Regions from separate parts of the Homo sapiens genome. Here regions 1 and 2 are each linked to region 3. Evidence: chromatin loops called from intact Hi-C (ENCODE). Cell type or tissue: IMR-90. All regions are shown on one strand.

What was found. Peaks named below come from ENCODE experiments on the same cell type or tissue, not always from the same donor. Only the 100,000 strongest peaks of a DNase experiment are listed, where the experiment ranks them.
Region 1: it touches region 3 in a loop (6-fold over the local background); 11 of 110 quality-filtered maps call a loop at or near these places.
Region 2: a loop joins it to region 3, with 4 times the contacts of the local background. A loop is called at or near these places in 17 of 110 quality-filtered maps.

Annotation. Positions count from the first base shown.
Region 1 is chrX:12,810,884-12,818,883 of GRCh38, forward strand. All of the region lies in intron 4 of PRPS2 (phosphoribosyl pyrophosphate synthetase 2), which reads left to right. Among named protein-coding and RNA genes, the nearest start is that of PRPS2, 23 kb to the left of the region's middle. In IMR-90, a CTCF peak has its summit at 3,750 (motif pointing right); a DNase peak (open chromatin) is centred at 3,748.
Region 2 is chrX:13,518,003-13,526,002 of GRCh38, forward strand. No RefSeq gene overlaps it. Among named protein-coding and RNA genes, the nearest start is that of EGFL6, 48 kb to the right of the region's middle. In IMR-90, no CTCF peak of the experiment used is centred here; no DNase peak of the experiment used is centred here; H3K27me3 peaks cover 380 bases.
Region 3 is chrX:13,641,474-13,649,473 of GRCh38, forward strand. No RefSeq gene overlaps it. Among named protein-coding and RNA genes, the nearest start is that of TCEANC, 7.7 kb to the right of the region's middle. In IMR-90, a CTCF peak has its summit at 4,779 (motif pointing left); DNase peaks (open chromatin) are centred at 4,748 and 6,388; H3K27ac peaks cover 1,374 bases.

The DNA of each region.
Region 1 (8,000 bases), 830 kb before region 3:
AGAGGGCTGAAGGCCAGATTTCTAGCCAAAAGCCAGGGGGAAAGCCCATCTTTACCTCGGCCTTTGGTTTAGGGGAGGAAATAGTCACCTATGAGAAGTCAAACCACGAGCCTGTGCCACATTCAGATGTGGAGTGGAATGCACACGAAAATGTGCTCCAGGCTGCAGAGCCCCTGCAGAGGGAGAATTTCACAATCCTAGCTGCTCGGTGAGTGCTCCCTGCTCAACCTGACCCGATGCCTGATCCAAAGTTAGAAAACCAAGAGAACACAGTCCACGCAGGCCCAGCATGTGCAGACAACAGGGCAGCAGGCAGCCAATACTTGGGGATAAGATAATAATTACTGGACTATCAAATAAGTAAGTTTAAAAGGAAACTGAGGTGAAGGAGAGTTAACAACAACCTGGTCGTAACAGTACGGCAGTGATGAGGCACCCAGTGGTGTGAGAACGTGGTACTAAGTAGCACCTCTGAAGGGCTTCACAGAGATACTCGAGGCGTTAACAAGCAATCAGGGTACAGGGTGTTCAGAATCAAGGATGAGCACAATAAGAGAATGCTGCAAGCTGAGGCTTGGTGACCCAATGACCTTGTAGAGCTTTGCAGATGCTATCTGGGAAGAAAAAAAGCTGGGAAGGGAGTTTTATTGTGTAGGTAGAGACCTCCATAAGGGAGAAGTAGGAGAGACTTCTACCCCCCAGTCCAGTGAGGAAGCAAGGAAGCTCTAAATGTGCACTAATAGAGGAGTGATGAGAGTGACAAGTGATCAGCCTTTGGAATGTCTGACATCAAAAGCCTGTCCCTCATTTGGCACCCTCATCTGCCTGCAGCCCAGCTGAGGACCTAGGATCTAACACAAAAGCTTAGAAGTAGCCCAGAAAGTTGTCTTAACACTCTTGCAGGGAAACACAGGCCCTGATTCTTAGAAGAGCCTTGTTCATTCTGCTCAAAGCTGCCTTCCAACGGCTGCTGGGGTTCCCAGCACAGAAGAGAAGGAACGGACCATGCAGCTGGAGATCGGCCTCTGCCAGCAGCAGGAAGTGGCTGTGGCCAGGGAGGAGACACAAATATATAAAAGACGGGAGCAGAAAGTTAACTTGCAAAGACCCTAGGTGGGCAGTCACGGGGTGGAGGGCAGCGCTGTGTCACGTAGCCTATTACTGTACGGTGTGTAATGTTCACAAAAATGCCCTTGGCCAAGAATCAAGGTTGAATGACGCTGAGAGTCCTCTGCAAAAGATTGTGAGCAACATTTTGGAGTCATATCTACTAGAAATGCTTGCAGTTGACTTGGAAACTTCTGCAAGTCACATGGAATCTGCATTCAAATGAGGCAAATGCACTGGCCCAGTGGAAGGTTAGAGGCAAAGAATCCAGCCAAAGGGGTACAGGAGCGAGCGTCAGATGTAACTGGGTTATAATAACAGCTTTGTTACAATGTAATTCAAATACGTACAATTGGCCGGGTGTGGTGACTCACACTTGTAACCCCAGCACTTTGGGAGGCCAAGGCAGGTGGATCGCTTGAGGTCAGGAGTTCGAGACCAACCTGGCCAACAGGGTGAAACCCCGTCTCTGCTGAAAATACAAAAATTAGCTGGGCTTGGTGGTGCACGCCTGTAATTCCAGCTATTCAGGAAGCTGAGGCAGGAGAATCACTTGAACCTGGGAGGTGGAGGTTGCAGTGAGCCGAGATCACGCCACTGCACTCCAGCGTGGGTGACAGGGCGAGAGTCCGTCTCAAAAAAGAAAAAGAAAATACCAAAAAACTCCAAATACGTACAGTTTACCCATTTAAAGTGTACAGTTCAGCAGTGTTTTGCATATTCAGAGATTTGTGCAACCATCACTATCTAATTCCAGAGCATTTTTATCACCCCAAAAAGAAACCCTGTACCCATTAGCAGTCACTCCCCATTTACTTCCCCCCACCTTATCCCTGGCAGCCAGGAATCTACTTTCTATCTTTATGGGGTTATCTTTTGGAGACTTTGTATATCAATTGGTAGTATAGAACATGGCCTTTGTGTCTGGCAGATACCTTTGTAAACCAGAAAATGTTATTTTGGCAGCTACTCAGCCCAAAGAATAGTAGATTCCACAAATTTGTATGACCATCTTTCTTTCCTCCCCCAACCTTGTTTTTATATACATAGTCTAAGAATATCATACATGCTCTTAGCAGAAATTCAGACAGTACAAAAGTGTCCCATCCCTGTTCTTTAAATGCCACCGTTATTTCCAGTGTCAGAATTGTGTTATTTAAGCGTATATCTGCCTATTTATTTCACGCAAATGGCAATGCGATGTACACAGTTCTTCACTGTGCTTTTCTGAAAAACTCACTTGCTGTATCTTAACAATGATTCCATAGTCGTGTTGTGCAGCTGTGCAATATTCCCTTGTGTGCATGTACCACAGCTCCTGTGACCAGTCAGGCCCCCTCTTCCCCATTTGTAGGTGCCGTTGTTTGCACTCTTAAATGCAGTTGTGAAGCAATATCGTTGCTTTGACATTTTGTACACGTGTGCTAGTAGGATACGTTCCTAGAAGTGGAATTGCCGAGTCAAAAGGCATGAGCCATTTTAGGTTTGATGGGCAGTGCCAAAATATGGTCTTTTCCAAAAAATATACCAGTTGACATTCCATCATGTATGGATGCCAGTGACTTTCTACACAGCCTTGCTCACACAGTGGGTTATCAGGCAGTTTACTTCCAGATCAGGTAGGTGATCTATGGCATCCTCTTCCTGTGAGCTCTGGTTGCTGTGGGTGAGGGTAGTGCCCTCACCAGGGTATGTTGATTTTCCATGAGATGGGTCTCTATTCAAATCTTTTGCCTATTGTTCTCTTGGCTGGGACGTTTCTTGTGGATTGTCTACAGTTTTGCATAGACGAGATCACAGCTGTTTCTCATGTGTGTTGCAAATATTTCTCCAAGTTTTTTCATTTCTTCTCCTATTTTGTATTTTTATTCTCTGCAGGACTTTAAAAACCTTCTTACGTAGTCAGGTTTATTTTTTCTTCACATTATGGCTTCTGAGTTTATGTAGGAGTCATCCTTCTCTTAAAATTTGTCTTCTCCCATGATTCTGTATATTTTTTTCTTTTTTAATGTCCCAAGTTTACTTCCATCTGAAATTTATTTTGGAATAAAGAATGAAATAAGAATCCAGCCCCCCCACCCCCGACTCTACTGTCTAGTTTTTCCAAAACTATTTATTAAATAATCCACCTCTATTGATTTGAAATGGCATCTTTCATCATATACAGAGTTCCCCATTTCAAATAGATAGCTATTTGCCAACTCCTACTTTTAAAAAAATGCAGAATAAAGTAAACAGAATAAATGGCTGGGGTTGAGATGCTGTTTTGTTTTGTTGAGACCTCCTTTCAAGCAGTCTGCACTCAATCACCCCTGCTCCCTCTGCCAGGAAAATCAAGCTTTTTAGGGAAGTACATTTCAGAATTTTTGTCACCTCCTTTCTCTTTTCCAAGTGTTTCTGCTACACATTATTGTCATCCTCATATTCTAGCCCCCAACTGACAGTCTCCTCAGAACAGCCTTGCGGGTAATACATGACATATGCAGTTGACATTATCTGTGACTTCTTTGCTTGATGCAAAAGGTCATAGTTAGCAAAATAAAATACTGTAAATTTCTGTCTGACCAATTGGAGCTTGTTGCTTTAGAAAAAGCTTTGAAGCTTGACTCGTTCCGGGTAAAACTGAATGTTGCCACAGGAGGTCACTCTTGGGTAGGCTTTGTAGCTTGGTTGGGTTGACCACGGAAAGAAAATTAAACCTAAGAAACCTACCTACCACTGCTGAGATAGCAAGTGTCAACCTAAAAGTGGTATGGGAAGAGGGTAAAACTAGATAACTCAGATTTAACTTTTTTTCTGATTACATAATCTTTGAAGATGCTCTATAGGAAATTTGGAAAGTAGAAAGAAGAAAATCTTAACACTTTATATCTCAACCAGTGATGCCACTATGAATAATTTGGTGTACTATGTATCTGTCTCTCCTGGGGGAGCTGATATGGCACATGCACCCACAGAGAAAAGATTGTAAATATGTGCCCAGAAGAAATCCAAAACTGTATGTATATAATTTTCGTTCTGCCTTTTTCTGCCTAAGATTTCAGTGTGGTATGTTGTGTCAACATCATTTGTTAGGAGTATGTATTAGGTCTCCATGATATACAAGGAAAAGAAGAGTTACCTATAGCTTTTTCAGGAAATCATAGCGTTCTAACAACCCAGGAAGCTGTTTGCAGGGGTATTTTCTCTTATCTTCTTCTTCTGACATTACCATTGGATACCTTTTAGTGGCTAGGGCTCCCCACTCAAGTGAGATGTCTGTGTCCCCCACTGCCAAGAACCACAGAGCTCACCTTCTTTCCCAGTCCCACTTCCATGCCTACCCTGCTGTCTGCTTGTGAGCAGGCTCGTGAGAACAGGCGCCACCTGGCAGAGAGATGAAAACAGGTTCTGCTTTAACTTCTCCGGTATAGAACTTCCACCACAAAGGGCAGTGCTTCCCAGTGCTGGGCTGTGGATTGGTATCCTGTCATGCCCAAATCTGCCTAGTCGTTACCAAATAAGCAGACGGTAATGTATGTGGACATTTTGTGCGAGGTGTTCATGTGTCTTGGGAAAACCTGTCTCATGTTCCCAGAAAGTAGCTTTCCTTACCTGGAGTTTGAGTGGCTTTTATGACATTGGCATGTAGATAATAGAACTGTACGTGTTTTTTTGTTTGTTTGTTTTTTGAGATGGAGTCTCGCTCAGTCGCCCAGGCTGGAGTGCAATGGCGTGATCTTGGCTCACTGCAACCTCCACCTCCCGGGATCAAGCGATTCTCCCGCCTCAGCCTCCCAAGTAGCTGGGGTTACAGGCAGCCACCATCATGCCCGGCTACTTTTTGTATTTTTGTAGAGATGGAGTTTCACCATGTTGGCCAGGCTCATCTTGAACTCCTAACCTCAGGTGATCCACCCACCTCGGCCTCCCAAAGTGCTGGGATTACAGCTGTGAGCCACCGTGCCTGGCTGAACTGTAGGTGTTTTAAGGTGATGATGGAGCAAAATTTTTGTTGGCCTTTAAATTAATTTTTTTAATTAAATCTTTAAGTAAGGAAACTGTTGACAGCTAGACAAGTTTACAAACAAAGGGTATCTGCTAGGGCTACTGTGGTTTTGGTTGCATCCTGAAGAATGAGTGTTTTAAGGGTAGGATGAGTGTTCTAAGGGTAGGAGAAACATGGACCTCAATATAGTAATGATTCCCTTTGCTTCAAGGACGTTGATGTCTTATTCTCTTATCTCACAGTCTCTGTGTTTAACTGGAAAGTTTGGTCCCTTTTCTTTTATGATAATTGACATAGTTGGATTTATGACCACCACCTTACTATGTGGTTTTTTTGTTTTTGAGACAGAGTCTTGCTCTGTTGCCCAGGCTGGAGTGTAGTGGCGCGATCACAGCTCACTGCAGCCCCCGATCTCCCAGGCTCAAGTAATCCTGCCACCTTAGCCTCCCAAGTAGCTGGAACTAAAGGCGCATGCCACCATGCCTGGCTAATTTTTGTATTTTTTGTAGAGATGGGGTTTTACTATGTTGCCCAGGCTGGTCTCCAATTCCTGGGCTCAAGTGATCTGCCTGCCTCGGCCTCCCAAAATGCTGGGATTATAGGTGTGAGCCACCATGCTTAGCTACTATATGCTTTAGTTTTTCCTTCTCCACAAAGTAGACATTATTATTATTTTGGTTTTGTACAATCAACATTTGTTTAGATTTGTCCACATATTGATCAATATCTTTGCTTACCTTTCTCTGCCCCTGCCCCTCACCACATCTCAATGTATCTGTGGTGATTTTCCTTTTGCTTAAGTTGCATTCTTTAAGTGGTTATATGTTAGAAATAAATTCTCAGGTTGTATAGTTTGGCTGAAACTATCTTTATTTTGCTCTCCTTCTGGAAAGGCAGTTTTGCTGAGTATAGACTCCTAGCCTGAGAGTTATTTTCTCATATCACATTGAAGATATGACTCCATAACTTCTGGCTTCCATTGGGGAAGTTGAGGACTTGGCCATCCTTACTAGGTGACTTGTCTTTATTCTTTGTCTCTTTTAAGCTTTCTTGGTCTTCTATAGTTTTGTTAAGATTGTTTGGGAATTCATTTGTTGGGTTTATTGGATCCGAGGATCCTCAGATCCAATAAACCCAACAAATCATCAGGAAACAGTTGTCAGAAGACATCATTGGTCCTGTGTTTCCTACGGAAATAAAAAACAATAAATATTGCACTGAATGTTTGTGGTTTGGTGTCCCTGAATAATAAAGAAGGAACATATTTGCAAAAAGTTGCATAGGGTTTTTTTATGCAGAATTTTGTCAGAAGACAGTGGTGCTGCCATGTTTTTCTTTGAGTGCAAATGTACATTGCTAAGATTTTTTTAAGATGGCATGTGCTTTGAAAAGAGGATATTGCATTTTTAAGAGTTTAAAAATCTTATGAGTGAGAAATATTAAAAAATCTTATTTTCCCCTCTTTACAAGAAATAAAAGATGTTCCTCATAAAAAAAAAAAAAAAAAAAAAGGAAATATTAGCCGAATAGGTTATACAGAGTTACCATATGACCCAGCAATTCCACTCTGAGGTATATTCCCCAAAGACTTGAAGACAGGGACTCAAACAGATACTTATACACCAGTGTTCATAGCGGCAGTATTCAGTATAGCCAAAAGGTGGAACCAACCTGAGTGGCCATGAACAGATGAATGGATGAACGCAATGCGCTGTATCCACCCAATGGAATGTTATTCAGACTTAAAGAGAGATGAAGTACTCATCTATGCAGCCGTGTGGATGGACTATGAACAGTTTATGCTAATTGAAAGAGGCCAGACACAAAAATGCACGTATTTTATGATTCCATTTATACAAAAAGTTCAGAATAGAGACAGAAAATAGATTCATGCTTGGCAGGGCCTGGGGGGAGGGGAGAATAGGGAGTGCCTGCTTAAGGGGTGTGGGGTTTCCTTTTGATATCATGAAATGTTCTGGAACTAGACAGAGATAATAGTTGTGCAATGTTGTGAATGTACTTGATGCCATTGAATTAATACACTTTAAAATGGCTCCAAGGATAAATTCTGTGTTATGTATATTTTACCACAATTGAAAAGAAACACTGGCTGGGCACAGTGGCTCATGTCCGTAATCCCAGCACTTTGGGAAGCTGAGGTGGGCGGATCACCTGAGGTCAGGAGTTCGAGACCAGCCTGGCCAACATGGAGAAACCCTGTCTCTACTAAAAATACAAAATTAGCCAGGAGTGGTGGTGCATGCCTATCACCCCAGCTACTCAGGAGGCCGAGGCAGGAGAATCACTTGAACCCAGGAGGCAGAGGTTGCAGTGAGCCGAGATTGTGCCATTGCACTCCAGCCTGGTCAACAAGAGTGAAACTGTCTCAAAAAAAAAAAAAAAAAAGAAAAGAAAAGAAACACTGGTTGTGTTGTGAAAATCCTCAGAAATAGGGAGGGGAGCCTGGAGCACCTAACTGCCCTTCCCACTGCCTTCTCAGCCCCAGAGAGTGTCCCCTCTGTCCTTCATCAGAGCACGCGAGGAGCTCCATTCCTGGTCGTCATCTGAGGATGACACAATGAGTAGGACTAGGACTTTAAAACTAGTGTGTGGAGGTTATATCCTCCATGTACTGCGTCTTAAGTTGGGCCATGTGTGTATTGGTCCCCAAAGCATTTTTTCAGCTAAATTGCATAATGACTGTTATTTTAAAAACTGGAAAAGGAAAATCTTAATGTTACATTATACCTGTGGCATTGTCTTGAAATAAGTTTCACCATTTAAATCCACTCTTCACAGGAAAATCTGAAATGCCCCAGGCTCACCAGCAAGCGAGGCCTGCCCACTTTCTCTTCCTGTTGGCAGCTCAGCTCCTCCTGAGCTAGTGATTTTTTTTTTTAAAGAG
Region 2 (8,000 bases), 120 kb before region 3:
AAAACTCAGCCTACCACTTCAGAAAAGTTATTGGTCTATTTTCAGTGTCATTTACCTTATTATGGCATTATCTTTAGCTTCATCTGGGGGTAGAAAATGGTGACTCATTGTTACCATAACTGAATTTGAAATTCTTATTTAATATTGCAGAACTAATAATAGACTGTGTGATAGTGAATCACAATTGTTAAACCAGTCCAATTCCTTCCCCATCTCTGCATCAGCTCCTGTTCTGTTGGGGCAGCCAGCAAACTTTGCTTTGTAAGTTCTTTGTTCTCTGTCTCTCAGCTATGACCAGAAACACCTTTAACCGTGTGATGGCATGCTATTTTAGGTCATTAACCTCTGCTACTTTTTCTACTCTTTCGGCCCGCCCCACCCTTACTCCTGTCTGTGAAGTCAGCCGTGGTTGCCTCAGGAAGGGGATGATACAGGCAACTAGGCAGTCAAAGTTTTGAGTTCCAAAAGCCCAGGCTGGGCGTGATACAAAGACCTGGAAGAAAACATCGTCAAGCAGGTACAGTTGTGCCATGCTCAAGCCTAGAGAAGATTCTCTGGGATGTGTGGGAGAAAGAGAGATAAAAGGTAAATGAAAATCCTTCAGATGTCAGTGGGTCCCTGAGCAGGCCTGTGCCCTTGACAAGGCCAAGTCAGGGCAGAGAGGAGGAAATAATGGAAGACCAGCCTAGCTTTGAGGATCTGAATGCAAGGGGAACTTATGCTCTGTCCATGGCTAAAGCTCAAGTGGGCAGAAAGACCCTAGGGTTCCCTGTACCCAGCGTACTGTGGGAGCAAAAGGCACATCCGTTTTGCTGTGTCTGCAGGAAGTTTAAGAGAATCTCCAAGAGTCTCTCAGACCCCTGAGATGGCCAAGAGCAGCAGATGTTTCCCTGGTACCAGAAAGTGGTAGTCACTAGCACTGCAGGTAATGTGAAGCTGTTTCCAGAAGCTCTTTAGAAGCAATAGAATCTGCCATTAAGATTGAAGATCACAAATACATACAGAATGAACGTAAAAACCATGGCTGAGAATTGAATACTCAGTGGTCCCCAGAGACAAGTGGCTGTATCTCAAAACAACTTAGATAAAAACAAAGATGGTGGAAGCCTGGAAGATGCCTGTAGATGGCTCCAGAAGTGCTTCCCAGAATAGTGAAGACATCATTGTTGGAAGTTGAATGTGGAGAATCTGAATAAAATATCTTTCATAAAATGTGAGCAGGGGAAAAGTAATGTTATATATTGCATGTTACTTAATAAGGGGTTCCCAACAGGAGGCAATTTCGCCCCACAGAGGACATTTGGCAATGTCTGGAGACATTTTTTGTTGTCAGAACTTTGGCAAGGGTGGGAAAGTGCTACTGGAATCTAGTGGGTAAAGGCCAGGGTGTTGCTAAATGAGCTTCTGCTCTAGTTTGTGTTCCTACACCCAATAACACTAAGCCTTGACAATGACCAGTTCACAGGGCCGTGCTGTCACTCGTGATTGGATGTACCTCGTGATGGATGTTGGAAAGTTTCTCAAAGCATGTCCTCAGGATCCCTAGTTGCATAAAACATCTCTAAAGAATGGCTTGCATGGTCTTAAGATTTGGGAAAATGCTATATTCCAAATTCTCCCTTGTAACTTGGCAATGGACAGTAGTATGTTCAAGTCTCTGAGAAGTCCTGCAAAATGTTGGACTTGGATTAATCTAAAACTTTCCAAATTTGTTTGATCACAGAGCCTTTAAAATTTTTTTCTGAAGGACAGAGGGCAAGGACACTTCTAGTGTTGTCATGTTTGACTGTTTACATGTTTAAATACATTTTATTCTGAATTACTTTCATTTTATTCCCTTTTGTATTACTATTAGAGCATCATACCAATTTTGGGGCAAAAGTACGTAAAGGTGGGTTGTATTGTCTGTGAATTTCATGTAAAACTAGGAAAACAGGCACTGTAAACTATTTGTTATAAAAAGAGTGTATGGATATTTGTCGTAAGAAAACGGTATAGGAAAACCTCTGTGTGTGTCTCGGCATAAAGGTAAAATGATCACCTAAGCTACGCTCTCCATCAGAGATGAGTAGAGGAGGGATGTGAAATCCTGCTGAGATCACAGTATTGCATTACAGAGCTAAAAGCCACCCTGGGCTCCTCTAGTCCCACCTTTCGCTGTACAGACAAAGAAATTGAGATTCAGCAAGGTTCCATGACTTACCCAAGGGCCTCAAAGTTACCACAGAACACAAAGGGCCTTCTGGCATGGCCTGGTCATACTGCATTTCTTGAGTGGGTGAACAGAAAGTTCCAGAAGCAAATATTGTACCATTGTTTTCATAGAATTTACTGTCTTGGTTCGTGTTCACAAATCCCTGAAGAGCAATAGAGGGATGATATGTTAAACATGTTTCCCTGCAAACTCTCCATTCCCTCGAACTGTATTTACTCTACCCTAAAGCAGAAAGTTTAATTGTCCCCCTGGATGTGCTGTGTGATGATATTTTGGAAAGAGAATTGACCAAGGAGCCAGAAAATATCTTACAAAAAAAATCACTCTTACTCTTAAGAATAACACCTTCTACATTTCCTTAACCATAAAAAGTATTACTCACTTCATTGTCCAGACTTCGCTTAAATGAAATGTGACTCTTTCAAACAATCACATCAACCCTGAAAGGATCAAGGTTTGTCATGACTAAGTATTTTCTAAAGTGAAAAGTTAAGAGGGTCAGAGGCCTGGCTTTTGCCCTGGCTAGTTATGTGTACTTGAGATTGTCACTTCTCTTTTCTGTTTTCTCCATCATAAAATAGGTATAACAATGTATTTTCAGTTTTTCTCAGAGTTGTTTTGAAGGTAAAATAATACCAGGTATATGAAAGCTCTTTTAAGCCTTTATAAAGCCTCACAAGTACAAGAGATTGTGGTTATGCCATGCACAAAATAGCTTTTCCAACCTGAAATGAATATGAATATTTCGGGAGATGTCTGTGTTGGGTCTCAGACTAATTTAGATTCCTAAATTTGATAACTGTCAGGTGGTTTCAGAGTGACTTGCTGATTATTACAAAGCAGTCTGGCTTTCTCCCTCTGGGTGAAGCCAGCAGAGAGGCCAGATATTTCTGGAACTTATATCCAGATGTTTCCAACATGCTTTCCAATTTACACTCAACTGCAATGGTATTTCTCCATTTCCCCAAAGAATCAGGAAATAGAAATGTTTCAGCACACAGAATTGAATATTCCCAGTCACGGCAAATATGTACCTTGACTTGGAGAGATTTCTGGTTGCCTGGAACATTGTCAGACAGACAGGGACTGGTAGCCCTTGGGCTTTTTTTTCTCTCATTTTTATTTCTTTCTTTGTTGTTTATCTTGTCAAAGACCTCCAGCCCAGGACTGCCAGGAACATACCTATAGTTGAACACATTGGGATTACTGCTTTTTGCAATGAGGGAGACTGCACACCATGGGGGAACCATTGGACATCTCATTAAGAGATTTTTAGAAAAAACTTATTTTGGGGTGTGGGCTTATGTTAGGTGATTTAGGGGAGGGTTTAAGGAAGCAAGGTTTTGCTTTAGAGTGGTTGCTGTTAAGAAGTGGAGGTAATTCTATTACTGGCCATATTTGGTCATTTTTGTGACCTCACAATGCTCCGTCTTCTGTAGTCACACATGATTACAGGCCAGTCTTTATTTTTATCTTTATCCATCATGGTCACAGAGTGGCCTTGTCTGATGTTGTTGGTTTATAAAATATTTATGTTCAATAGGAGGGCACCAAGACCCAACCATAAGTACCAAGCCAGCTTCTAGCAACATCAAAGTCTAGCTCAAGTTTGTCCAACCCACAGCCTGTGGGCCATATACAGCCCAGGATGGCTTTGAATGTGGCCCAACACAAATTTGTAAACTTTATTATAACATCATGAGATTATTTTGCAATTTTCTTTTTAGCTCATCAGCTATTATTCATGTTAGTGTATTTTATGTGTGGCCCAAGACAATTCTTCTTCTTCCAATGTGGCCCAGGGAAGCCAAAAGATTGGACACCCCTGGTCTAGCTGATAGTGCCAGGCTGCCAGGGGCTATTCTCTTTCTCAATCTTTGCCATGAAATAAAATCCAGATATAAATATCTACGCACAACAAAGACGTAGCTTAATGAATTTTTATAAGATAAACAGCCTTGTAACCATCATTCAGGTCAAGAAATAGAGCTTTGGCAGTCATCCCAAAAGCCCTTCAGTTGTCCTAGTTCAGTCACAGCCCAAAAGTAGCCACCATCACTGACTTCTAGTCATCACTTCCTTGTGTTTCTTTATCTTTGTAACAGACGGTGTCTCTCTCTAGACACTGGAGTTTTGTCTGGCTCATTTTTTAAAACTTGATATGATGGCCGGGTGTGGTGGCTCACGCCTGTAATCCCAGCAATTTGGGAGGCCGAGGCGGGTGGATCATGAGGTCAGGAGATCGAGACCATCCTGGCTTACACGGTGAAACCCCGTCTCTACTAAATATACAAAAAATTAGCCGGGCGTAGTGGCGGGCGCCTGTATTCCCAGCTACTCGGGAGGCCGAGGCAGGAGAATGGCGTGAACCCCAGGGGGCGGATATTGCAGTGAGCCGAGATCACGCTACTGCACTCCAGCCTGGGCGACAGAGTGAGACTCCGTCTCAAAAAAAAAAAAAAAAAGAAAGAAAAAGAATTACATATGTTTTCCTCCATCTTTCTTTTCTTATAATTTACCTATTGAAAAACCAAAGCCAGTCAATCTATAAGATTTGTAAGTGTCTGGATTTTGCTATTTCATATTCATGGGCAGTTCAACCCTGACCTTTGTCTTCTATTTCCTTCCACTGACATCTGGATTCAGAGGTCTAAATGGACTCAAGTTCAATTACTTTGGCAAGTCTGTAGGTGGTGTTGTATTCTTTCCTCAAGAGGCATATTAAGTATCCTTTGTCCCTTGAGCTATTTTTATAAGAAAAATGTATGCTTTCTGTTTTCAGGTGTGAAATGCTGATTTAGACAGAACATCCCCAACCCCTGAGGAGACCAGCTGTGATTAGGTAATCCTGCCCAGAGGAAACTCAGAAAACATTGTTGAGGAAGGCTTCTTGGAGCACAGAGTATAAGGGATGTCATCTTGCAGTTGTGCTAAACGTCTCCTTTCCCTTACATTACTGTGAAAATGTCCCTTTTAGTTTTATATGTGGTGTGGAAATGCCTGTCCTCTAGAAAAACTTAAAATAGAGCATGGTGACATCTGGCATAGATCATACTTCTTTGTGATATGATGAAAAATGCATGGTCTATTAACTGAAACTATTATTACTGGAATATAGGACTCTGTGCTTGCATCCCACAATGCACAAGGTACCTAATAGTCACTTCTTCACTGATTCCATGAAATAAGTAGGAAAAACATAGTTCATAATAACGAAGGGATGCTGTCCACCATTAACGGTGGTGTCAATCTCTCCATAGTCAATAGAGCTTCGTGTCATCTAATCCAAAAGTTAAAGAGGTCAACTAACAGAGATCATTAATGTTTTACTCATGTGAACAAATACCATGACTCTTGACCAATCTTCAGTGTCATACTTCCTTTTTCAGTCAAAGTTTCATCAGGAAGACAGGATCTATACCAGTTATTTTAATAGAGTGAATTTAATATAAGGAATTGGTTAATGGTGTTGGAGAACTGACAAGTAAAGAGAATCCTGAGTTGTCTCAGAGATTGTAACTGCAGGAAGCAGCCACTACCCCTAGGGCTTGGTGGGAACAGGGAGAAGAGGTTTCTGAACCTAGAAGATTGGAGGAGGGTCCCTATGAGGCTGTCACCCATGGCTCTGAGTGGGGAAACTTTCTGGTGGTCCTGATGGTTGAGTGGGTGGGATAAGGATGGTTCCAATGATGTAGGAGGAAAAACAAGAATTGGAACCACCTGCTAGGGAGAACCATTCATGAGAAGACACTAATAGGAATGTTAATAAACAAGAAGGAACACATTCTTCTCTCTCCTCCAGTCTTGCTGCATCCCTCTATTATCCCTTCATGGCAGAGTCTGACAGGGAGCAACCGGCAAAGCAGAAATGCAGCAGAGTGATTTGGGGGCTGAGAGACAAGAGCTTAATAACTGGCACACTTCCTTTTTTCTTCTGAACAGATTACTGTGATTACCCTTGTTTTCAAAGAAAGTATCAGTTTAATCTTTTGAAGCTTGTTGGTAAATACAAAGTCATTACTAAACAAGGGAGTGGGTATTGATGGGTGTCTTGAGTATGCTCAGCTCTAAAAGCAGTTCATAATTTTGAGAGTCAAGGAACCACAGCATGGGGTTTCAAGTCTCTGGCTAGTGGGCATTCTCCTCTTCCTTTGCAATAAAGTTCTCATAAATGCCAATGTCTTGGTTTAAATTGTTGAGCCTGTGGTCTGTTTTCCATACCACTATGAATTACTTCCCAAGACATTTTGCGTCCAGCCTTAGGTTTCTAATGGCTAGGAGCACAGGACATGTGGTTATTGCAGTTTTGAACTTTCTCCAAAGAGATCAGTCCTAGAGTCCTGCCCTTCTCTTTCTGTGTCATTATCACCAAAAGGCAGAAATGAAGGCTTTACACTATGAGCTTGGGCCCAAAATGGGCAGGATCTTTCTGAATGTGGGGTGATCAAGGAATCCTGGAAACTTTGGGGGGTTGTGCATGATCTAAGAGTTCCCTGTTATTGAGCAGAGCATCTGAATAAATTCTTTTGGGAAAAGGTAGCAAGTTCAGATACACATGGTACTCTCATTCAACATGTTGTGCCTAGGACAAAGGAGATACTCAATGACAGATTATCATTAATTTATTGACTACTTTAGGAAATGTTTATTGGATACCTATTGTGTGCCAAGCATTGTTTTAAACCCTGCTTATACAGCAATAACAAAGCAGATGATATCTTGCCCTCATGAGACTTGTATTCTAGTGGAGGAAACATACGATAAACAAATAACAGTGTAATGTGATATCAGGACATGGTAGGTGCTATGCAGAAAAACAAAGCAAAGAAAGGGGTAGCAAGTGACAACCAGGGATTATTTTAGAGAGAGGCCATCTGAGAAGACACCTGATGAAGATGGTGGTGTTTGGAGAAAATTCTCCATAGGTCTTTGCATTTCTTCCCATCTTTTGAGCAAACACATGGCAACATTTGTTCCAGATTATTTTTCCAATGATGTTTGTATAGCAGCCAGCCTTGGAAGATAGAGATGGTGTCTCTCTCTGAGGCAGAAGGCAGATTCATTTCCTGATCAGGATAATAAAGATAATGTCTGCCTCCAGGGCAAAGATTGGGCAGGTTTACATGCAATCAGGGGTTTTCTAAGCCCAGGGTTCCTGGGCTTTGACACAGAGCCACTACATACACAACATCCACCTTTGCATCACCCTATGGGACTCAGGGGCAAGAGATACTGATGTGAACAGAAGGCTCATAAGTCCTTTGTATCTGACCCAGGAGTCTCTACATTCTGCCCGTCTGTAGGGAACTATGGTCGGCCAACCTGTTAGCTTGTAAATAGGGTAACAACTCAAACCCTTCACAGTTTTGACAATTGGCTTAACCTCGAAGACATTGAAGGAGGTCTTTGGTTATCAGGAGTACCAACAAAACCACATTACAGCAAGTGCTCAAGATCAAAATTCTCATTTTGATGAGATTAAAATCAAGAATGTTTTGAAACCTAGGACAACTAAGTAACAGAAAAATTCTTGTAGCTATTGCTAAACATTTCAGGCCACTAAGAAAAGACAAGCTTTGGCTGGGTGTGGTGGCTCATGCCTGTAATCCCAGCACTTTGGGAAGGCGAAGTGGGAGGATCACTTGAGGCCAGGAGTTCGAAACCAGCCTGGGCAACATAGCGAGACCCCATGTCTAAAAAATTAAACTAGATTAGCATGGTGACACACGCTTGTGGTTTGAGCTACTCAGGAGGCTGATGTGGGAGGATCACTTCAGCCCGGGAG
Region 3 (8,000 bases):
AAAATTAATTCAAGATGGATTAAAGACTTAAATGTTAGACCTAAAACCATAAAAACCCTAGAAGAAAACCTAGGCAATACCATTCAGGACATAGGCATGGGCAAGGACTTCATGTCTAAAACACCAAAAGCAATGGCAACAAAAGCCAAAACTGACAAATGGGATCTAATTAAACTAAAGAGCTTCTGCACAGCAAAAGAAACTATCATCAGAGTGAACAGGCAACCTACAGAATGGGAGAAAATTTTTGCAATCTACTCATCTGACAAAGGGCTAATATCCAGAATCTACAATGAACTCAAACAAATTTACAAGAAAAAAACAAACAACCCCATCAACAAGTGGGTGAAGGATATGAGCAGACACTACTCAAAAGAAGACATTTATGCAGCCAAAAGACACACGAAAAAATGCTCACCGTCACTGGCCATCAGAGAAATGCAAATCAAAACCACAATGAGATACCATCTCACACCAGTTAGAATGGCGATCATTAAAAAGTCAGGAAACAACAGGTGCTGGAGAGGATGTGGAGAAATAGGAACACTTTTACACTGTTGGTGGGACTGTAAACTAGTTCAACCATTGTGGAAGTCAGTGTGGCGATTCCTCAGGGATCTAGAACTAGAAATACCATTAGACCCAGCCATCCCATTACTGGGTATATACCCAAAGGATTATAAATCATGCTGCTATAAAGACACATGCACACGGATGTTTATTGTGGCACTATTCACAATAGCAGAGACTTGGAACCAACCCAAATGTCCAACAATGATAGACTGGATTAAGGAAATGTGGCACATATACACCATGGAATACTATGCAGCCATAAAAAATGATGAGTTCATGTCCTTTGTAGGGACATGGATGAAGCTGGAAACCATCAATCTCAGCAAACTATTGTAAGGTCAAAAAACCAAACACCGCATGTTCTCACTCATAGGTGGGAATTGAACAAAGAGAACACTTGGACACAGGAAGGGGAACATCACACACAGGGGCCTGTCGTGGGGCGGGGGCAGGGGGGAGGGATAGCATTAGGAGATATACCTAATGTTAAATGATGAGTTAATGGGTGTAGCACACCAACATGGCACATGTATACATATGTAACAAACCTGCACGTTGTGCACATGTACCCTAAAACTTAAAGTATAATTTAAAAAAAAGAAAAAAAAAGAAATAAAGACGTATATGAACTAGCCCATGGGCTTTAACATCAAAAAAAAAAAAAAAAAGAACCGTGAAAAGGCTGATGTTTTACCTGAATTACAAGCTAGCAGGTTGTCCTGTCCTGGTTTCATAGATATTGGTAAAAAAACACAGCTTGGCTGGGCATGGTGGCTCATGCCTGTAATCCCAGCACTTTGGGAGGCCGAGGCAGGCAGGTAACTTGAGGTCAGGAGTTTGAGACCAGGCTGGCCAACATGGCCAAACCCCATCTCTACTAAAAATACTAAAATTAGCCTGGCGTAATGGTGCACACCTGTAATCTCAGCTACTCAGGAGGGTTAGGCAGGAGAATCACTTGAACCCAGGAGGTGGAGGTTGCAGTGAGCCAAGATCGCGCCACTGCACTCCAGCCTGGGCCACAGAGTGCAGCATTCACAGTGGGCTTGTGCCACAGCTGAGCCCTGAGTCTGGGAAAGCCCCAGTCTAATAAGAGGGCTGAGAGCAAAGCTTCCCAAACTTTGTCCTGGAAGGAGACAATACCTTTATCATCTTAGTGGAGAACCAAGTCTGCCCCCCAAAAGGAAGATGCTATCCCTGTTCCCTGAGGCTGTTCATTATACAAACATCCTTGAAAAGAGGCCGGGCACAGTGGCTCACGCCTGTAATCCCAGCACTTTGGGAGGCCGAGCTGGATGGATCACAAGGTCAGGAGTTCAAGACCAGCCTGGCCAAGATGGTGAAACCCCCATCTCTATTAAAAATACAAAAAAAATTAGCCGGGCGTGGTGGTGGGCACCTGTAATCCCAGCTACTCGGGAGGCTGAGGCAGAGAATTGCTTGAACCCCGGAGGCAGAGGTTGCAGTGAGCCGAGATCTTGCCACTGCCCTCCAGCCTGGGCAACAGAGTGAGACTCCGTCTCACAAAAAAAAAAAAAAAAAAAAAAAAAAAAGAAAGAAAAGAAAAGATAGTTCAGAACAAAGGCTGCCAGGGCTTATGTGTATAAGATGGGCAGACCTATGGCGAATCACTTCCTAACATAGACTCTTCACTTTCTAGAATTCATTAGATGAGGGGACAACAGAAAGATTTGATAGGAATGGTGATCTCTCACAAATCCGTAACATTGCAAATAACACTCTCCCCTTATATGGGCCCAGCTACCTTTCCTTGAGTGAAGAGAAGTATACTTTCTGGAACTTACTTTCCCAGGGCTGCTATTGAAATCCTGTTCCAATCAGACCATAAGATATCAGTTAGGTGATTTAATTTCTGCAAAAGAAACAAACATAGAGTGAAATCATTCCAAATTTTGAGGGAGAAGTATCACAGTTTTGGAACATGTTATAATTTGATAATCTCCTCTAAAAGTGGTTATTTTTTTTTTGAGTCGAATGGGCTTGTCTCTTGGAACAATTAACGTGTTTTGGAAACCTGACAGGATGAATTGGATAATGACTATTTAGCATAATTTCGGGTAAAGGCAGTTCTCATGGAAGGTGGAAAGCTATCAGCCTGACAATCTAAAGCACCGATAGTTTCTCCCCAAGAAGGAATAGGGGGTAGAGGTAGTGGCTAGACACATTTCTATTTTTAAAACTGGCTTTTATTGAATGTTGGTGAATTTATCTCAGTACATTGATTTTAATTGGGATACAAAAAAAACTCCTTTGACAAGTCTGAGGCCCTCTAAAAATGTCAAAAAGGCTTAGACTGGGTCAACATCTAAAAAACCAACGTAAATGAACTCAACCTTTTTTCTCTTTAATTCCATCAGACCATGACTACAGATACTAAATAGCTGTGTTCTGTCTCTATTCAAAGTGTTGTCCTGGAGTTGTGTAGATGCAGCTTCATCATTCTGTCTGGTCAAGGAATGGTAAGGTAATATGAACTTTGGGATTTTTGTACATACAAGCAAGGGTCCTTTTTGTGTGTGGAGAATGGGGTTCTAGGTTGACCTTTTTAGAAATCTGGCATTTTTAAATGTCATATCTATGCTTCATAAAAAATTCTAGTATTAATATGCACATGAAAAAAATCTGTAAAATGATTTATAGATGTAAAATAGACTTACATCTTGGGAGGCAGTAGTATAGACTTACATCTTGGGAGGCAGTAGTATAGACTTACATCTTGGGAGGCAGTAGTATGGTGTGGTGGTGAGTCTGCCTGGGGCCAGAAAGAGCTGCCCCTAAGTGGGCTTAAGACAGAAAGGTTACATATGCATAAGATAGAGGGGTTACATATGCATATTTTTGACCAAAATAATTATCTTGTGTATATCTTTAATCAATTTGGTAGTGTCATATAAATTGTTTTACATTTCTATGTTGTCTTATTTGTTTGTTTGGTTTGGTTTCCTCCACTCTGTGGCCACTAAGAGTGCTGAATGTCATTAGGTAAGAGCTAATTACCCTTTCTTTCTCAATAATTTCTTTGACGGCCTATATATTTATTTTAATGACAATGTTGCTCAAAACACATTTGAAATTGCCTTTTTCAGGTACACAAATCATACAAGAGACTTGGCATTGTCAATTTATGGTTAAAATTTTTGGTCATCATTTATGACCAAAAATAGCATTACCAACCCAGAATTCCACTGCTAGGTATATACCTAATAGAAATGAATAGTAGCACTATTTGTATTAGTCCCAGTGGAACAACCCAAATATCCATAATGTCCATTGTTAGAATGGATGCACTGTAGTGTATTCATTCAATAAAGGACTATGAAGACATGAGAATGAATAGCTTAACGCTGCCCACAGCAACACAGACAAATTTCAAAAATATGTAATTGATCAAAAGAAGCCAGAAAGTACATACTGTACACTTCCATTTACTTAAGTTTCAAAATCAGGCAAAATTAATCTATAGCGGTAAAGTTGGGATTCTGTTTATGCTTTTACCCGTGGTGGGGGCGGGATGCTGGAAGGGAACACAAGGGGAGAATTTCTGGGGGGCTGGTAATTCTGCTTCATGGTGCCTTTTGAATGGACATGTTCACTGTGAAAATTAACAAGCAGTACACTTACGATTTGTACACTGACTTTTCTATATATGTGTCATACTTCAGTAAGAACTTCTTTCAAAAATAAAAGTATTACTCCCCCTACCCCTTAAGATGAACCTCTTCTGTCTGACATTGTGCTGAATGACTCGGGACACCTAGAGTGAATTCAGCTCTCAGCGCCAGGTAGGTTGTGGCTGAAGCTACACAGACTCAGGTATAATCCAGCCACGGATGACTTTTGTTGTGGGTGTTCACTGGCCTGCCATCCAGGCTGCTGGAGGTGAATGGCATGGGAATCTGGAGAGGAAGTTCAACGGGCCCAGGGGCTGAAGTTTGAGGAAATATTCCTGCTGCTCAAGAGCCTGGAACTCTCACCTGCCCCACATCTATTAGTCTTTCTGGACAATGATGGAAGTTTCTACGTCTCCCTTTTCTATCCCTGTTACTTCTTTTAAAAGTCTTTTTCCTCCTAGGATTAGTCCAGGCTATCCTCACCCAGCTCTCCTGATGAATGTGAACGGCTTTCCACTTGCATCAGTTTTTTGGAGTCTTCTCTCAGAGTTCCAGCAGTGCCCCCTTGTGACTGCATGTGTGTGGCTGCCACCAGGCAAACAGCAGAGCTGTTTCCAGGATCTCCTCCTACTCCCTCTTTGCTCCATTTCTTCTCCTCCCTGGTGTTTTATGAACTCATGCTTCTTTCTGGGTACCCAGAACCTTCCAATTCAGTCACCCTTAAGATCTCGAAGAATCCAATCTTGCAGACCTTTCATTCCCTCCCAATTCTCCCCATCAACATTTACTTATCCTATGTCCCATTCCATTGGTCTCTGACAAGGGAGACGATCCTTACAATATAACTCAGGCATAGCAAATAAACAGCTTCAAGTGTAACCTTTCCTAAGTAATAGTTGCTGTTTTATAATAGCAGCTTTCAATGTCTTCATCCAAAGGAATGAGTAAGAAAGGAATTCTAGCACCATGGTAAGGTCAGGGGTTCTCTTCTGATGTCCCTCAAATCACACAGCCATATTAAGACAGGCTGTGTCAGTTAGTGTTTACTGTTAGCAAGCCACCAAAACAGACCCAGCAGAGGGAAGTTATAGTAAGGATAGCAGGAATGTACAGGTGGAGGGAGAGACCAGCCAGCCAGCTTTGGAAATGGGCCGCTGGGCTAGAAGCAGAACTGTGGGAAAGGAGCCATTGGAGGAATGGTCTCATAAGGACACCACCCTCATCTTAATGATCTTTCACCATGTTTAGACTCCACATCATTCTGCTTAAAATTCACATTCCAGGGAGGATGTGCAATCGGGCCAGCTGGGGTCATCTGGCTGCCACCTGGCTAGGGCAGAATAGGCACCTGATTGGCTGTTTGGAAGGTGTGCTGAAGCTGGGTGGTCCAAACTCACCAAAGCCCACCATGTGAATGAACCCCATCATGCAAATCTGAGATCGAGTACATGTAATTATCCCAGGCCACATACCAGTGTAATAGATCTACTCTCATAACGACAAAAGAGTTGACAACTTCATTCTCTTCAGCAACCAGAAACCTAGGTGGGGTCTGAGTCAAGGTTTGAAATGAAGAACAACTAATATAAACATTATTGCCAGGCACAGTGGCTCACGCCTGTAATCCCAGCACTTTGGGAGGCCGAGGCAGGTGGATCACTTGAGATCAGGAGTTCCAGACCAGCCTGGCCAACATGGTGAAACCCTATCTCTACTAAAAATACCAAAAAAATCAGCCTGGTGTGGTGGCACCTGCCTGTAATCCCAGCTACTCGAGAGGCTGAGGCAGGAGAATTGCTTGAACCCAGGAGGCAGAGGTTGCGGTGAGCCAAGATCACGCCACTGCACTCCAGCCTGGGTGACAGAGTGAGACTCTGTCTCAAAAATAAATGACTAAAATTTTTTTTAAAAAAAACATTATTATATGAGCCAAATAGTGCAGCAACTCCATGTACTAGGTTTTTGTGAGAAAATGAGGCTGAAATGGCAAAGCGCTTCTCTTGGGCACTGTAAATCAGAACGGTATACTTCTGGCCAAATGTGTCTCCCACTGAAGACTAAGAAGAGAACATGGCTGTCCTTTATATTGTCACTGTTGATAAATAGGCCCTCCTGGCAGCATGCCAGGTCATATCATGAAAGGACAGCTGTGGGTGGTGTGTATAGTGTCAGTCCATGAGAATGAGTCATGAGGCCACGCGGTGCAAGAACGAAAGATAAAGGAAGCAGCACCGACCAACGCTTCAATGTTTAATGCTTATGTCTCACTATGCCGATGAACTGCTGTTACAAAACGACTTCCCTTTAAAACAAAGACTCAAAAACCAAAATGAAGTGAGGCATTTCATGGGGCAGTCCACATGTCAGGATCACCTCCAGACTGTACTACTCCTGGTTACAAGCCACTCTGGCAGAACAAAACCCCAGATGACAGGCCTCAGTTTGGATTTCTTCATAGCAATGGAAACAGCAACTGCGCAGGCAGGCAGAGGTCTTTGAGTAGAGTTGGTGTCCCCTTGTTCCATTTCATTTTGTAAGTGTTCTATATTTTTCTGATTAAAGAGAATTTTGAAGAATCCCTAGTAACAAAATAGTAAAGATGTTGCACTGCCTCTGAATTTTCCTCTTATGATATGCACCAATGTATTAGTACATTCTCACACCACTGTGAAGAAATACCTGAGACTGGGTAATTTAATAAGCAAATAGGTTTAATTGACTCACAGTTCTGCAGGGCTGGGGAGGCCTCAGGAAACTTACAATCATGGCGGAAGGGGAAGCAAACATATCCTTCTTCACATGGTGAAAGCAAGGAGAAGTACAGAGCAAAAGGGGAAACACCCCTTATAAAGCCATCAGATCTCATGAGAACTCACTATTACAAGAACGGCATGGTGGTAACTGCTCCCATGAATCAATTACCTCCCACCAGGTCCCTCCCACAACACATAGGCATTATAGGAACTACAATTCAAGATGAGATTTGGGTGGGGACACAGCCAAACCATATCAACCAAGAGGTGACTGAAGCCAGACTTTCTGGTCCTTCATCATTCCTCCACTAAATGTTGCCATAAATCTATGGTAGAATAACATACCTTCTAGAGAAATTAGCAAAATGGACAAATGGTATAGAAAAGGAGAATAAGAGGTATGGAACTGATCTGGAGATTACTACAGGTACAAGAAGGTGTTAAATGGGATATTTCCTGACTCAGAGTTTTGTCCAAGGCCCCAAAGGTGAGAGCACAATGTTAAGTGTCTGCTGGTTCTAATGAGAGATGTTAGACCATTTACCCAGGGCTTACTAAATGATGAGCCAAAAACTCCTGTCACCCATGCCCGTTTGCCACTCTTCAGCTTATGTACAGGAGAAGGCAACAGTGAAAGAGGGTTGTTACAGTTCTGGAAGCTTCCTTCCCACCCCCACTCCAAGGCAAGTGAGGGTGACTTTGAGAGAACCACTCAGAGAGATTGACAGGTGCCCCTGTTGTAGAATGGTGTCTGACTCTCCAAAAAAAAAAAAAAAAAAAAAAAAAAAACAATAAATAGGCGAGAAGCCAGCTAGAGCTACCTAAGACCAACTGTGAAGATGACGAGAAGGGCTGCAGAGGGAACAGCCCTGCTTCCAGGGCTGGGCGGGGAGCAGGGCCGCTGGGTTGTTCCCATGGGCTAAGTGCACATCAAGCAAGCAGCTGGGCCTAGGCTGTCTTGGAAGGACCCTGACCAACAGGCCTGCAGGTGAGGTAACCCGACAGAAAAAGTTTGTGTGGGATGTGCTACCAAAAGCAGGAG